Regions from separate parts of the Mus musculus genome. Here region 1 is linked to region 2. Evidence: chromatin loops called from intact Hi-C (ENCODE). Cell type or tissue: heart. All regions are shown on one strand. Region 1 overlaps Apobr (apolipoprotein B receptor). Region 2 has its middle 12 kb from the start of Nupr1.

Region 1 (2,500 bases), 50 kb before region 2:
AGAAGAAGAGGTACGGGCAGAAGAATCCTCCAGGGAGAAAAGGAACTCCTGGGCCACAGAGCCTACGCTAGTCCTAGACACGGAGGCTAAAGATGAACCTGACTGGGAAGACTCTCCAGAAGTCAGCACTGAGGAGTTGTTTGTGGGAGAGAGGAGTGAAGCCGCCCAGATGACACCAGAGGTATTGAGAGTAAAGGTCACTGAAGGACAGGACCCTGAGCTGGTGAGACATTCCCAGGCTTTAACTAAACAACTTGAGGAAGGACAGAAGGGTCAGGAAGAGACTAGTGGAGCTCCAGACCTGAGCCCAGAGCGGGTGCTAAGCTTGAAGGAATATCCTGGGCCTGTGGGGTTTGCAGGCCCTGAGCTAGAAGCCTGGGGAAACTGGAGTAGGGGTGTGGACCGCAGAAATAGCCAGGAGGTAAAAGCAGATGCTGAAGCAGGCAAGGAACAGACTGCAACCGAGCAGGCAGTGGAGATCCGGGCTGAAGGAGGCCAGGAGGCCCAACAGCCAGAGGTCTTCGGGTCAGGAGGAGAGGAGGCACTGACCTCCGTAGCACTTAACCCGGAGCTGGAGGGAAGCCAAGGAGCAGAGGCGGGGACAGAAGAGTCAGTGGAGGAATCCAAGCCCACAGAAAACGAGGCTGCTGAGGAGGAGGCTGTAGTGCCTTGGGAGGCAGATGGAACTTGCAGGAAGAGGAGGCTGGAGGAGGTGACTCTGAGCCTGCAAGACAGTGAGGACACAGAGACCAGTTATTTGGCTGAGGAGATTATTGTGGGTATCAGGGCCGTGGATACCGAGGAAGGGCCAAAATGGGAAGCTGGGTTGGCTCCAGAAACAGAGCTTGGGAAAGCCTGGTGTTCCGAGGGCAGAGGGGAGGCTGGGAGAGGCACGGAGCTGGAGGAGACTACAGAGAAGCAAAGTGGACAGGAAGTTGGCTTGGTGGGCTCAGCAGAGAAGGTGTCTGGCTATGATATCCAAGAAATTGATGGGACTGAAGAGGGGGAGCAGGCAGAGATGGAGACATCTGTAATGGCAGAAGACATAAGGGGGACGGATGGTGTGACTTTAGGCTCCCAGGCAGAGAGAGCAGAGGGGTCCATAACCCCCATGGAGACTGAGGGGCTCCTAAGAGATCAGATGCTGTTGGAAGAAGAGGCTGGGGGAGGGCAGTCGCGAGAGCAGAAGGTCCACAACTCAGAGGGCGAGATCCAAACGCTGGACGACTCTTCAGACCAGGAGGGGCAGCAGACACACCAAATCCCCACAGTAGCTGTGCCTGGGCCCTTGGAATCGGCTGAGGCCACGGCAGGTGCCCCAGGGGATGTTCACAGCAACTGGAATGAGGTGAGGGCTTCAGCAGGGCCCCGAGAGGGACAGGCAGAATCTGGAAGTCAGTTCTCCACAGTCCTCTATGTCCCTTATCCTGCAGGCCCTGCTCCCTGGGTCCCGCCTGGATGTCTCTGTCCCTCGGAGTCGTGTGCTCCTCTCTCGAAGCTCCTCACGGCGGCGCTCGAGGCCCTCTTTCCATCGAATCTCTGTTCCTGAGCCACAGTGTGACCCTCCCAGCCCCCAACCCCAGGCGGAGCGGCCGGTCCCTGAGCAATCCTCTCTTCAGCTAGAGGAAACTCCAGAGCTAAGTGCCACAAAGCCCGAGGGGACTCCAGTGCCAGCCAGAAGAAAAATGCTGGGGCGTGGGTAGGCACAGGGGCGCTATGCTTGGGATGGTGAGGAGGCTGCGGGAAGCTGGGGTCCACCTCCCAGAGCTCTTATGGATCTGTTCCTTCTACAGGTTTGGCTTTGCTCATCCTGGCATGATGCAGGAGCTGCAAGCCCGACTGAGCCAGCCAAAGCCACAGTGACAGGGCCTAGAGCCCTAGAGAGAGAGACCTCCCAAGAGAGTCCGAAGGCTCTTCTGGACCCTGGTTACTCTTGAGTCCCTCGGCCACTGGAATATATCTTTTCACCCTCCCGGCCTCAGCTAAACTGGATATTTATGAAGACCTTGAATCTAGGAGTCTGATTAAGCCAGTGAGGAACCTGCTCCACTGGCATCGATCATGGATTCCTTTCCCGGTGCCCTTTCACATCTGTCTCAGCTACTCGGAAGGCTACCCGGAAGACTGGGCTGGGGAAACTATTTTCCCCTAAATTTCCCCAGTATGCTCACCTGCCACCCAATGTGAGATAAGACCAGCAAGTGTAAGTGTGCTTGCGTGTAAGATAGCACACTTCTGGGGTGGAAACCAGCCCAAAGGAAAGAGGTTCAAGGGGCTGAGCAAGGGACACCACTTGGAGTCCACGGCCACCGGCAACAGATCAGTTGCTTTGAGTTTCCAAAATGACGGCTCGGTATCACAGCTCTGCAGGTTACTATGCTAACCTCCATGCCAGAGTTGGGGAACGTTGCCCAGGAACTCCAAGCACATAGGAGTAGAGAGGGGTTCTGTGTGGCTGGAAGCTTCCCCCTCCCCCCAACTCCATCCCAAACCGGCCTGT
Region 2 (2,500 bases):
CCTAGTATAGGGAATTCTAATCCTGGATTCAGAGGCAATAACCCAATCTCAGAAATCTCAGTTCAGGGAAGCTCTAAAAACTCAGCCTGTCAAGTTCACTATAGTGGTACACACCTGTAATTCCAGCTCTCAGGAAGCTGAAGCACAAAGATCATGAGTTCAAGGCCAGCCTGGTCAACTTAACAAAACCCTGTCTCAGAAACACAAAAGTAGGCTGAGCATGCTGATGCACACATTCAATCCCTTCACTCACAGATAGAATCAGATGGATCTCTGGGAGTTTGAGACCAGCCAGGTCTAATGAATGAATGAATGAATGAATGAATGCATGCCCAGGCCAGCAAGTTGGCTCAACAACTAAGTGCTGGGCCACCAACCTAAGAGCCTAACTTCCATTCTCAGGACCCATCTCAGGTGGAGGGCAAGGACCAGCTCCTGCAATTTGTCCTCTGTCCTCCACATGTGTGTACTGTGACCTGAAACCCCCTGACACACACACACACTACACATACACTCACATAATAAATAACCCAATAACCAATAACAAAAGTACTATCTCTCTCCTCTCACTGACAAGGATCAGCACATGCAGGCTCTTACGCAGGAGTAGATACTGAGATTTGCAAGCCCTCTATTTTAAATGTTATGATTTTTAGAGAAGTAGTTCCTTCATAGCATAGACTTTTACTTGAGCTAAAAATGTTTGTATTCATCAAGTCTGTTCCCTGTAGAAACACTGTGGCTACGTGGGAACAGTGTCAGGTGCCTGCTACAGTCAATAAAGAGGTTGCTGTTTATAAGGCACTTAACCTTGTTTGATTTTGAAACAGGATATCTCTATGTTGTCCAGGTTGGCCTTGAATCTCTAGGCTCAGGTGATCTACTTGGCTCAGACTCTGAAGAAACTGGTATTGCAGGCCTGTGTCACCACACACCTGGCAAGAATTTAATAAGTCTGATCTAATCAGCCTGGAGCTGCTCTCAATGCTCAGTAGTGACACTACAAGATCTGTATGCTCTCTTGCTCTCTGCCAGGGCAAACTGCTCCCATAGACCTTAATATCTATATATACACACATACATACACATACACATAATAAAATGTACATATCTACATAGTAATAAAAAATGGGACCCCAGGACTAGAGCAATCGCTAAGAAGTTAAGATCTTCCAAGGGAGAGTTCAGGTCCTACACTTATTTCAGGCAGTGAACCACTACCTGAAATTCCAGTTCCAGGGCATCTTGTGCCCTCTTCTGGCCTCCTAGGGTATCTGCAATCACACTTCCCCTGGTTCTGGTTCATGCATGTACCTACATGGCCCCCCAGGGAACACACACACATACACATAAATAAAAACACCTAAACATGGTGGTGTTTCAAATCATGGTGATTCAAAATCATGCATAGGGGTGGAAAATAAAAAACAGATCGCCCAGCATTCGTTATAGGTGGAGGCAGGAGGATGGCGAGTTTGAAGCCAGTATGAATTACATGGTGAGATCTTGTCTCAAAAGGCAGGAGAGATGGCTGGCTCTCAGAGTACATGTTGCTCTGAGAACCCAAATTTGGTTCTCAGAGCTCACAATGGCCAGTTACTCTGGCTTTATGGAGTTTTGTATATGTGTATGTTTATTGTGTGTGCCTGGTCCCTGAGGAAATCATAACAGGGCATTGGTCTCCTAGAACTGGAGTCACGGATAGTTGTGAGCTGCGATGTGGGTGCTATATGGACTGGACCTGGGTCCTCTGCAAGAGCAGTAAATGGTCTAACAGTTGAACCATCTGTCCAGCCCCCCTCTTTCTGCTTTTGTATGGGGCAGGTTTCACTCTGAAGCCCTGGCTGGTCTGGAACTCACTATGTAGACCAGGCTAGCCTTGAGCTCACAGAAACTCACCTACCTCTGTGGGGATTAAAAGTATATGCCATTATGCCCATACAAAAATAAGATAAATTGTGGGAAAGAAAGAATGAAAGGAAAGAAAAGAAAAGAAAAGAAAAGAAAAGGAGAGAACATTATATTCATTTCCCTAAAATGATGCTATCTGGCTCCAGCTTTATAGCCATGTCCAGCTGTAGCCAACTTTAAGGTGAGAAATCACTCCAATGCACTTAGAGATTAATAAGGAGAACTCTAATAAAATCATGATCTGGGGCCAGGCTAATGCTATGGGATGTGAGCCACAAACAGAAATCCACCATAGGCTGGGCGTGGTGGCACATGCCTTTAATCCCAGAACTCGGGAGACAGAGACAGGAGGATTTCTGAGTTCAAGGCCAGCCTGGTCTACAGAGTGAGTTCCAGGACAGCTAGGACTACACAGAGAAACCCTGTCTTGAAAAACCAAAAACCAAAACCAAACCAAACCAAACAAACAAAAAAAGAAATCCACCATAGCTTATCAGGCTGTAATCTTACATAGGCATTCCTCTGAGGGTGGATTCTCGGGTTCCCACGCCAAGTTACATTTCTGAGCAATTAGTTCTACTAGTTTTAC

Evidence for each region. Hi-C counts contacts between places; a loop is a spot of excess contacts. Peaks named below come from ENCODE experiments on the same cell type or tissue, not always from the same donor. Only the 100,000 strongest peaks of a DNase experiment are listed, where the experiment ranks them.
Region 1: a loop joins it to region 2, with 3 times the contacts of the local background. A loop is called at or near these places in 36 of 42 quality-filtered maps.

Annotation. Positions count from the first base shown.
Region 1 is chr7:126,586,464-126,588,963 of GRCm38, forward strand. It overlaps Apobr (apolipoprotein B receptor), which reads left to right. Exons shown (of 4, transcript NM_138310.1): 2 at 1-1,348; 3 at 1,434-1,699; 4 at 1,794-2,500. The coding sequence ends at 1,863. Among named protein-coding and RNA genes, the nearest start is that of Cln3, 1.9 kb to the left of the region's middle. In heart, a CTCF peak has its summit at 1,506; DNase peaks (open chromatin) are centred at 558 and 1,408; H3K4me3 peaks cover 601 bases; H3K27ac peaks cover 689 bases; H3K27me3 peaks cover 393 bases.
Region 2 is chr7:126,636,067-126,638,566 of GRCm38, forward strand. No RefSeq gene overlaps it. Among named protein-coding and RNA genes, the nearest start is that of Nupr1, 12 kb to the left of the region's middle. In heart, a CTCF peak has its summit at 1,260 (motif pointing left); no DNase peak of the experiment used is centred here.